Regions from separate parts of the Homo sapiens genome. Here all the other regions are linked to region 3. A link is a contact called in ENCODE Hi-C or POLR2A ChIA-PET data. All regions are on one chromosome and are shown on one strand. The core of a region is the stretch at or near the end of the contact, and the rest is flanking DNA. Distances in the headings are between cores, read along the strand shown.

Evidence for each region. Hi-C counts contacts between places; a loop is a spot of excess contacts on that map. ChIA-PET counts read pairs that join two places held with the same protein, here RNA polymerase II (POLR2A). Pooled maps may share reads with other maps.
Region 1: a pooled map shows a loop between it and region 3 (3-fold over the local background). The contact joins the enhancer-like site here to the promoter of SRSF9 in region 3. A Hi-C loop is called at or near these places in 2 of 50 pooled maps. POLR2A ChIA-PET finds 5 or more read pairs at or near these places in 3 of 52 experiments (BJ, T-cell and activated T-cell).
Region 2: a loop to region 3 is called in a pooled map, with 5 times the contacts of the local background. The contact joins the enhancer-like site here to the promoter of SRSF9 in region 3. A Hi-C loop is called at or near these places in 2 of 50 pooled maps. POLR2A ChIA-PET finds 5 or more read pairs at or near these places in 4 of 52 experiments (A673, H1, HEK293 and 1 more).

What each region holds. Positions count from the first base shown.
Region 1 is chr12:120,131,611-120,134,967 of GRCh38, reverse strand. It overlaps GCN1 (GCN1 activator of EIF2AK4), which reads left to right. Exons shown (of 58, transcript NM_006836.2): 52 at 242-435; 53 at 563-677; 54 at 2,946-3,042. Among named protein-coding and RNA genes, the nearest start is that of RAB35-AS1, 16 kb to the right of the region's middle. RefSeq lists enhancers at 1,661-1,860, 2,071-2,120. Within about 2 kb of position 2,032, at least 3 of the 41 ENCODE cell types and tissues checked have a DNase peak (open chromatin) inside an H3K27ac peak, as active enhancers do.
Region 2 is chr12:120,164,740-120,167,987 of GRCh38, reverse strand. The region is part of intron 16 of GCN1 (GCN1 activator of EIF2AK4); the gene reads left to right. Among named protein-coding and RNA genes, the nearest start is that of MIR4498, 11 kb to the right of the region's middle. RefSeq lists an enhancer at 1,007-1,056. Within about 2 kb of position 1,492, at least 3 of the 41 ENCODE cell types and tissues checked have a DNase peak (open chromatin) inside an H3K27ac peak, as active enhancers do.
Region 3 is chr12:120,467,922-120,471,289 of GRCh38, reverse strand. It overlaps SRSF9 (serine and arginine rich splicing factor 9), which reads left to right and starts at 1,542. Exons shown (of 4, transcript NM_003769.3): 1 at 1,542-1,868. The coding sequence starts at 1,681. It also overlaps a transcript of DYNLL1 not described here. RefSeq lists silencers at 1,584-1,883, 2,134-2,303.

The sequences.
Region 1 (3,357 bases), core at 783-3,282, 340 kb after region 3:
GCGGCCGCCGCCTCCTCGGCCTCCTGCTCCTCCAGTGTATCAAAGCATGCTGGATATGACCAGGAGGCCAAGCGAAACCTGTCTGTGTTTGGCCTCTCTGACGGGCTATCTGTCCCCAGCCCTGTATGAGAGCTGGACTCGCTGTGGTGGTTTGGGATTGTCATTTGTTCTCATGCCTGTGGTACACTGTGGCTTTGGGTCTACCACAACTGTCTTTCATGGATGTGGGTTCCTCCCACAGGTTGGGATTGCCCTGAAGCCCTTCCTGCCCCAGCTGCAGACCACTTTCACCAAAGCCCTGCAGGACTCCAACCGGGGGGTGCGCCTGAAGGCCGCAGATGCTCTGGGGAAGCTCATTTCCATCCACATTAAGGTGGACCCCCTCTTCACAGAGCTGCTCAATGGCATCCGCGCCATGGAGGACCCAGGTGTCAGGTACGGCGCTGGCAAGGGAGCACTGTGGCCTCCAGGAGGCCAGGGGTTGCTGTGGGCCGAGCCTGCGCTGGCAGGAGGGGTGGTGGTGGAGGCACCCAGGGCTTAAGGCGGTGCATTGCTTCTGCAGGGACACCATGCTGCAGGCCCTGAGGTTTGTGATTCAGGGAGCAGGGGCCAAAGTGGATGCCGTCATCCGGAAAAACATCGTCTCACTCCTGCTGAGCATGCTGGGACACGATGAGGTACGGCTGCAGGCAGGACTAGTGGCAGCACTGGACCACTGGTTTCCCTCCTCCTCCTTAGGTTGAGTTCTTCACTTTGTGTTAGAACCAGTACAGCTCAGTAGTAATAAGCATTCCTGACATTTCTATCACCCTGTATGCTTCACCAACATTTCCTCGGGTTTCAAGGGAAACGGGGCAGGTATTGTGGATATATTGGTTATTTCCGTTTGTTTGTTTGTTTTTTGGCTGAGTCTTGCTGTGTCACCCAGGCCGGAGTGAAGTGGCACAATCTCGGCTCACTGCAGCCTCCGCCTCCTATCAAGCGATTCTCCTGCCTCGGTCTCCCGAGTAGCTGGGATTACAGGTGTCCGCCACCATACCCAGCTAATACTTGTACTTTTAGTAGAGATAGGGTTTCACCATGTTGGTCAGTCTGGTCTCAAACTCCTGACCTCAGGTGATCCACCCGCCTCGGGCTCCGAAAGTGCTGGGATTAACAGGCATGAGCCACCGCGCCCGGCCGGTTATTTCTATTTTATAGATGAGGCAAGTAAGCTTTGTAGAGACCCAGACCTCTCACCTATTTGCTCTCTGATCTTAAAGAAGTCACTTTCTCTGTCTGCCTCTCATTTCCACTTTTGTAAAATGAAGAGGTTTATTTATTGTTTTGTGAAACATTTGCCGAGCTAAAGGGCCTATCCCAGAGGTGCATAGACCTCGTGGTCACAGACCTCAAGAAACTTAGTGTGTAGTGGGATAAATGGTCTCCAGGGTGTGTCCCGGTGGCAAGTCTTAGAGGTCTATTTTCGAGGGTGAGACTTGTCTGGGCCATACCCAGCAAGTAGTAGAGTCCAAACCAGAAGCCCTGGACTCCTGGTTCTGTCCCAGTTCCATCAGCCTCACCTAGTCTGGAAGCATCTGTCAAATATTTGGCTGCGAGCACTGTGGGGCCAGTAGGGAGTTGAGTCTATGGAGAAGAGTTTTCTGTTCCCTTTTCAGACAGCCCTCTGTTGTGGTCTAATTTACTTTGTAGGGCCAATCTAGGAGGAGAGGGCCTTTGGGCTCACATGGTTTTACACGTCATTGACACACACACACACCCACACACACTCCTCCTGCCCACACCTGCAACACACACACTTGCTGCTGCACTTCCCATGGCTCCAAAGGCCTAGTTCTGGTCCCCAGGCGCCAGCTGTCGGACTCCAGCCCCAGCCTTCTCTGTGGGGACAGACAGGAAAGTCTGCTGTCTTGGTCACAGTCTTTCAGGGCTTCTACAGAGTCATGTGTACAGTGCAAGCAAAAGTTAGTATTGAAACATATTTGCATTTTACCACAGTGCAGCTTAAAATAGATGAAGTTGGAGAGAGTCGGTGTCAGAGCCAGCTTTAGCTTGGCACCTGGGCTTCTGCTTCGAGCTCAGAGGCCCAAACTGCTGGCAGTCCATTCTCTTACCCTCTGAACCTCCACTCAGATTGAAGGTGGCAGTTCAGGGTGCCAGCCTGGCATTAGCTTTTTGGGTTATTGAGTCCCTGGTTGGTGGTTTGTTTTGGGGACATGTTGAGTTGGCACCTGTAATAAGGAACATAACTTAAAATCCTCTCTTGGTATTCCATAGTTAGCTGGCCAGGGAGGAGCACGGAGCCGCTCGCGTACCTGGCTCTGATTTGAACAGGAAGTGCTTGCCTTTCCTTATCTTCCTTGGCTTGATTAGTGGCTTTAGTTTGACTTCCTAGGATGAACCCAAGTAATTTCGGTGGCAGTGGGGCACTCATGCAGTAGGGAGATAGCAGGAGTCATTCTGGCCACAAGATGACACAAACTCTGTGGGAGAAAGGAGCTCAGAGTGGCCGTCTCTAGCCGGCTTCCCTGGTGGCTGGGGGCAGGTGCCTCCCCTCCTGCCCCTCCCGCCCCTCCCTGCCTCACAGGGCTGTTGATAGTAATTGAGATAATAAATATGAAACATTCAGCCTTCCTAAGAAGAAAGATGCTATGTAAATACAGTTATTACTGCTATTACAAGGATGATTACCATATGCATACACACTGGGGTTTTCTATAATTAAGTGAAGTGCTGGCTGTGTAATGTTTAACTCCATACCAGTGGCAGCCCAATCTGGCAGGGGAGCACGAGTGCCTACAGGAAGGACTGGATCTTGAGTCTCTGAGTTGGCTTTTCCACCTTCTTTGTTGCTGTCCATCCTGGGCTCTAGAGCTGCCTGCCTTGGTTCCCACACAGCTGGTGTTGTTCCCTGCACCCCCTCACTCCCTTCTCTTCCCTGTCAGGACAACACTCGCATCTCCTCAGCCGGGTGCCTAGGGGAACTGTGTGCCTTTTTGACTGAAGAGGAGCTTAGTGCCGTTCTACAGCAGTGCTTGCTGGGTAAGTACACTGGAGAGTTCCCCTTCAGGGACCTGGGCCTCTCAGCCCTAGCGAAGAGTCGACGGGCATCTCCCTCCCTCCCTCAGAGGATCTTTTAGCAACTGGACTGTCCTTTCCTTGGGAATCCAGCAGTTAAAGCAAAATCCAGGCCAGGGGTGGTGGCACTCACCTGTAGTCCCAGCTACTCAGGAGGCTGAGGTGGGAGGATCAGTTGAGCCCAAGAGTTGAAGGTTGCAGTGAGCCTTGATCACGCCCCTGCACTCTAGCCTGGGCGACAGAGCGAGGCCCTGTCTCTAAAACAAACAAACAATACTG
Region 2 (3,248 bases), core at 243-2,742, 300 kb after region 3:
GGCTGTGGAGCTACGACATGAGCTGTAATTATAGCTGATTGGGTAATTGGTGCTGTCTCGGAGGTTTTCTTGTGTTAAGGCAGCTGAGAAGCTCTTGTGGAGTCTGGCAGGCTCTACTCCCCCACCAAGAGACACAAAAACTACTGGTTTCTATCCTGGCAGAAAAGGAACAGTTGAATTTTAAATATGTGTTTAATATTCTACGTTGCCTTAGGAGTGTCTGCCACTAATTGGTGATTTGAAGAGTCGTTTGACTCATAAATCGCAACATCCCATTAATGAGCTACAACTGTTAGTCATTTCCTGGTTTTAGAAAAATTTTTAGCTAAATTTTGAAAAGGAAATAGACTAATGTAATTCAAAAATAGATACAAGAGGGTCTACATTGAAAATTATACCCCTGCTTTGATCTCTGGCTACCCAGTTCCTCGGCTATAGATAACCAATTTTATTAGCTTCTTCTGTAGCCTTGATATTTTATATATATGCAAGTAAATACCTGTATATGTTTGTTCTGTACCTTTTTTACACAAATGGTAGTGTGCCTGCCGTATGTACTGTGCTTTCTAGACCTGGAAATGAGTCCATATCAGTATATAATGAACTTCATCATTCTTTTTTTTTTTTTTTTTTTTGAGATGGAGTTTCGTTCTTATTGCTCAGGCTGGAGTGCAGTGGCATGATCTCAGCCCACCGCAACCTCTCCCCCTGGGTTCAAGCGGTTCTCTTGCCTCAGCCTCCTGAGTAGCTGGGATTACAGGCATGTGCCACTACCACCAGGCTAATTTTGTTTTTGTTTTTTTTTTTCTTAGTAGAGATGGGGTTTCTCCATGTTGGTCAGGCTGGTCTCGAACTCCCGACCTCAGGTGATCCACCTGCCTCGGCCTCCCAAAGTGCTGGGATTACAGGCATGAGCCACCATGCCCGGCCTCTTTTTATAACTCCATAGTAATTTGTTGTTGTTGTTGTTGTTGAGACAGGATCTCACTCTGTTGCCCAGGCTGGAGTGCAGTGACACAGTCATGGCTCACTGCAGCCTCGACCTCCCTGGTCTCAGGTGGTCCTCCCACCTCAGCTTCCTGAGTAGCTGGGACTACAGGTGCACACCACCACATCTGGCTAATTTTTGTATTTTTTTTTAAGAGACGGGGGTTTCACCATGTTGCCCAGGCTGACCTTGAACTCCTGGGCTTAAGCAATTCTCCTGCCTCAGCCTCCAAAAGTGTTGGTGTTACAGACATGAGCCATCGTGCCTGGCCTTAGTAATTTTTTTTTTTTTTTTTTGAGACAGAGTCTCGCTCTGTCGCCCAGGCTGGAGTGCAGTGGCGCGATCTCAGCTCACTGCAAGCTCCGCCTCCCGGGTTCACGCCATTCTCCTGCCTCAGCCTCCTGAGTAGCTGGGACTACAGGTGCATGCCGCCACGCCTGGCTAATTTTTTGTATTTTTAGAAGAGATGGGGTTTCACAGTGTTAGCCAGGCTGGTCTTGGTCTCCTGACCTCATGATCCGCCCACCTTGGCCTCCCAAAGTGCTGGGATTACATGCGTGAGCCACCGGATCAGGCATTTTTTTTTTTTTTTTTTTTTGAGACAGTCTCACTCTGTTGCCCAGGCTGGAGTGCAGTGGTGCAATCTCTGCTCATTGCAACCTCCACCTCCCGGGTTCAAGCAATTCTCCTGCCTCAGCCTCTTTGAGTAGCTGGGACTACAGGTGCACACCACCACACCTGGCTAATTTTTGTATTTTTAGTACAGACGGGGTTTTACTATGTTGGCCAGGCTGGTCTCGAACTCCTGACTTCAGGTGACCTGCCTGCTTTGGCCTCCCAGAGTGCTGGGATTACAGGCGTGAGCCACTGTGCCTGGCCGTAATTTTTAATTATTAAAAAAAAATAGGCTGGGGCCGGACACGGTGGCTCACGCCTGTAATCCCAGCACTTTGGGAGGCCGAGGCGGGCAGATCATGAGGTCGAGATCGAGACTATCCTGGCCAACATGGTGAAACCCTGTCTCTAATAAAAATACAAAAATAAGCTGGGCGTGGTAGCAGGTGCCTGTAATCCCAGCTACTCGGGAGGCTGAGGCAGGAGAATCTCTTGAACCCAAGAGGCGGAGGTTGCAGTAAGCCGAGATTGCACCATTGTATTCCAGCCTGGGTGACAGAGCAAGACTCCGTCTCAAAACAACAACAACAACAACGAAAACAAAATACATAGGCCTGGCATGGTGGCTCATGCCTGTAATCCTAGCACCTTGAGAGGCTGAAGTGGACTGATCACTTGAGGTCAGGAGTTCAGAATTATCCTGGCCAACATGGTGAAACCTCGTCTCTACTAAAAATAGAAAAAAAAAAATTAGCCAGGCTTGCTGGTGGGCTTCTGTAATCCCAGCTACTCAGGAGGCTGAGGCAGGAGAATTAGTTGAACCTGGGAGGCGGAGGGTGTAGTGAGCCAAGACTGCACCACTGCACTGTAGCCTGGGCAACATAGCGAGACTCTGTCTCAAAAAAAGTAAAAATAGGCTAGGTGCGGTGGCTCACGCCTGTAATCCTAGCACTTTGGGAGACCGAGGCAGGTGGATCACCTGTGGTCAGGAGTTCAAGTCCAACCTGGCCAACCTGGTGAAACCCCGTCTCTACTAAAAATACAAAATTTGGCCTGGTGCAGTGGCTCACGCCTGTAATCCCAACACTTAGGGAGGCTGAGGCAGGTGGATCACGAGGCCAGGAGATCGAGACCATCCTGGCTAACATGGTGAAACCCAGTCTCTACTAAAAAATATAAAAAAATTAGCGGGTGCCTGTCGTCCCAGCTACTCGAGAGGCCGAGGCAGGAGAATGGTGTGAACCTGGGAGGCGGAGCTTGCAGTAAGCCCTGAGATCGTGCCACTGCACTCCAGCCTGGGCGACAGAGCGTGACTGTCTCTCAAAAAAAAAAATATATATATATATATGTGTGTGTGTGTGTGTGTGTGTGTGTGTGTGTGTATATATGTGTATATATGTATATGTATATATATGTGTATATATGTGTATATGTGTGTATATTATATATAAAATAAATAAAAATAGTATATACTTTACTGATTCCAAAATACATGTGTGCATAAGCAAAAAAAAAAAAACAAGCTGTAATTTCACTTCGAGTGATAATCACATTTATATTTTGGTGTTAATTTTCAGTTCATTCCAGTTATTTCTGGGTATTGGTATGTATGTGTACACTTAACTATTTTAAAAACACTTCCATT
Region 3 (3,368 bases), core at 293-2,792:
GCGATTCTCGTGCCTCATCCTCCCAAGCAGCTGGGACTACAGGCGTGCCACCAAGCTTGGCTAATTTTTTTTTTTTTTTGTATTTTTAGTAGGGGGGCGGGTCTTGCCATGTTGGCCAGGCTGGTCTTGAACTCCTGGCCTCAAGTGATCCACCCACCTCAGCCTCCTAAAGTGCTGGGATTACAGGCATGAGCCACCACGCCCAGCCAGGTTTCATTTTTAATATGAAAAATCTTTATTTATTTTTGAGACAGTCTCACTCTGTCACCCAGGCTGAAGTGCAGTGGCATGATCTCGGCTCACTGCAACCTTCGCCTCCCGGGCTCAAGCAATTCTCCTGCCTCAGCCTCCCGCGTAACTGGGATTATAGGAACACGCCACCACGCCCAGCTAATTTTTGTATTTTTAGTAGAAACGGGGTTTCCCCATGTTGCCCAGGCTAGTCTCGAACTACTGACCTCAAGTGATCCTCCCGCCTTGGCCTCTCAAAGTGTTGGGATTACAGGCGTGAGCCACCGCACCCAGCCTGAACAATCTTTAGGTTAGGAGTATTCCAGCCGGGCGCCGGGCTCAAGCCGGTAATCCAACACTTTGGGAGGCCAAGGCTGGAGGATCGGTTGAGCCCAGGAGTTCGAGACCAGCCTCTCTACAAAAAAAATAGAAAATAAACTAGCTGGACGCAGCGCAGACCCCTCACGGCGCCCCGAGGTGGGAGGATCACCTGAGTCCAGCGAGATCGAGACTGCAGTGAGCCGTGTTCGCGCCATTGCACTCCAGCCTGAGCAACAGAATAAGACCCTGTATCAAAAACAAACAAAAAGTCTTCTGGTGCAAGGCCTCACTGTAAGGTCCCTGGGTTCAATGCTCCGCGTTCTGGGATGTGAATGTGGAAAAGTAAGTGCCAAGGTGGGTGTCTACCTGAGCTCCATAAGGACTCAGTACTTAGGATGGGAGCATGGCTCTGGGTTCCATTCCTGACCCCTCTGTGGCCTCAGACTCTGCCCGGGAGAGGATGAAAAGCACAAGTCGGATGCACTCTATAGTGATCGCTGTGATACTCATTAAGAGTCTTACTCCCTCGACTCCGACAAACTCAAGGCCAAGCTATGGAGTCCATCTCATGCTGACACCGTCAGTTCTGAGCAACTGTAAAATGGGGACAGGGTGGCCCGGGGGCCTACTGACCTGAGGTGGGGGCCGCGACAGCCCGGCCGCTGCGGGGTCAGCCTGCGGTCTCCGCCTGACTCCAGCTCTCCTGCGCCCCGCAGGCCCTGGGCGCTACCCACGTCAGTGAGTGCTCACAAGTCTGTGAGGTAGGCGGCGCCACAGAGAGAAACTGAGGCGCGGGAGCCCAAGCCACTTGTCCAGCGCCTCAGCCGAGCGCGAACCGCGCTCGGGGATGGCATCCACACGGCCCGGCCCCAGGCTCTCCCTGTCAGCGCCCGAAGGCCCTTCGCACCTCCAGGGGGCGCCGGCCTGCGCGCACGCGCAATGGTCGCAGCCGCGTTCTCTTTAAGAGGACTCCTTTTGCCTCCGCCGACCCCTTCGCTTCCGCTCCGCGTTCCCACAATGCAGTGCGGCTGAGCGCCTCGGAGCCCGCGGGGACGCTGCGGGGGGACCCGTGCTGAGGCGGCGGCGGCGACGTGGGCTGCGGCGGGCCCGCGGCGTCGGGCGGTGCGGATGTCGGGCTGGGCGGACGAGCGCGGCGGCGAGGGCGACGGGCGCATCTACGTGGGGAACCTTCCGACCGACGTGCGCGAGAAGGACTTGGAGGACCTGTTCTACAAGTACGGCCGCATCCGCGAGATCGAGCTCAAGAACCGGCACGGCCTCGTGCCCTTCGCCTTCGTGCGCTTCGAGGACCCCCGGTGAGGCCCCCGCGCCCCTGCCCTCTCCTCCTCGGTGCCTGAGGCCCCCGCCTTCCCTGCTGTCCCCTCCCCCAGGGCTCCCCTCCCCCCGGCCTCCCCTCCCCCCGCCTCCGCGCAGACCCCTCACGGCGCCCCCTCACGGGTGGAGGATGAGGCAGCCTCTCCTCGCAGGCCCGGGCCGTCCTTCGCGCCGTCGTCACTTCCTTTATTTTTATTATTCCAATATTTTACTTAGAAACCCAAAAGCTGAGCCTTTGGAGGGCCCAAGCCCGCCTGCACCGGCCTCGGGGGGTCCAAATGAGCCTTGTCCGCCTCCTGCCTGGGGCAGCACCGTAGGGGGAAGCGGCCGCGGGGCAGCGCGGGGGTCGCCGTTCGCCCTTCCCGCTCGCCTCTCCCCCGGCCCGTGCTCGCCGTGGCTGGAGAGCAAGCTGCAGGGTCGCGGATGCCGCTGGAGGTCGTGGAGGGATCTCTGGTGGAATAGCTCGCCGTTCGCGCGCCCCGCCCCGCAGGCCAGGGCCCGGGCTTTGTAAAGGGATCACGGATTCGGGAAAACTTCTAAAACAGCCGGAGTGGGGCTCTGATTTCACTTCCCTCCTTTGATGAGGGAGGCTTGGCGAGATGCTAAAGGTTCCAGGGATTTGGAAACTCTAGATTCCTAACCCCGCTCTAAGGAGTGCTTGTGATTTTGCAAACAGCGTCGGCCCTCAGGCCGGAAAAAGCCCAGGAACTTTCAAAACTGTGGTTGGTGGTGGTTAGCAGCTGCGGCGCTGACCTGGTCACTCCACTCCGGCCAAATAAGAGCCCGCACCCTGTTTTCCTAGCATCATTTGCTCCCGGGGAACGCGGAATGTTCGTAGGGTGTCCGACCTACCTGGGGTGGACGTATTGATAGGGCAAGGGGAGCATCTGAGGAAGGGCAGGCAGGAAGCACCGCGAGGCGTTGATGGCTGAAGAGTCGACTCTGACAGCTCATCCCTAGTATCTCCTCATTTGCCTCAAAACCGGAACTGGGCATTTTTACCCCTAAGCCGGAGAAGGCTATGCCTCGCTTATTTAGTAACCGTGCCATTGTGGTTTTTCAACAGTTGCTATGGGTCAAGTGCCATGGTGTGTATTTAGCTTTTTTTCTTTCCTTCTTATTTTTTTAGATTGATAAATTAGGGGTTTCACCATGTTGCTCAGGCTGGTCTGGAACTCCTGAGCTCAGGTGATTCTCCCGTCTCAGCGGATCAAATTGTTAGGATTACAGGCGTGAGCAACCCGCCCAGCCTGTATTTAGTATTTTTAACAATTTATGAGGTGTAGGTACTATTTTTTTTTTTTTTTTGAGACAGGTCTTCACTCTTGTTGCCCAGGCTGGAGTGCTGTGGTGCGATCCCGGCCCACCGCAACCTCCGCCACCTGAGTTCAAGCGATTCTCCCGCTTCAGCTTCCCAGTAGCTGGGATTACAGGCGCCCGCCATCATGCCTGGCTGATTTTTCTATGTTCAGCAGATACGG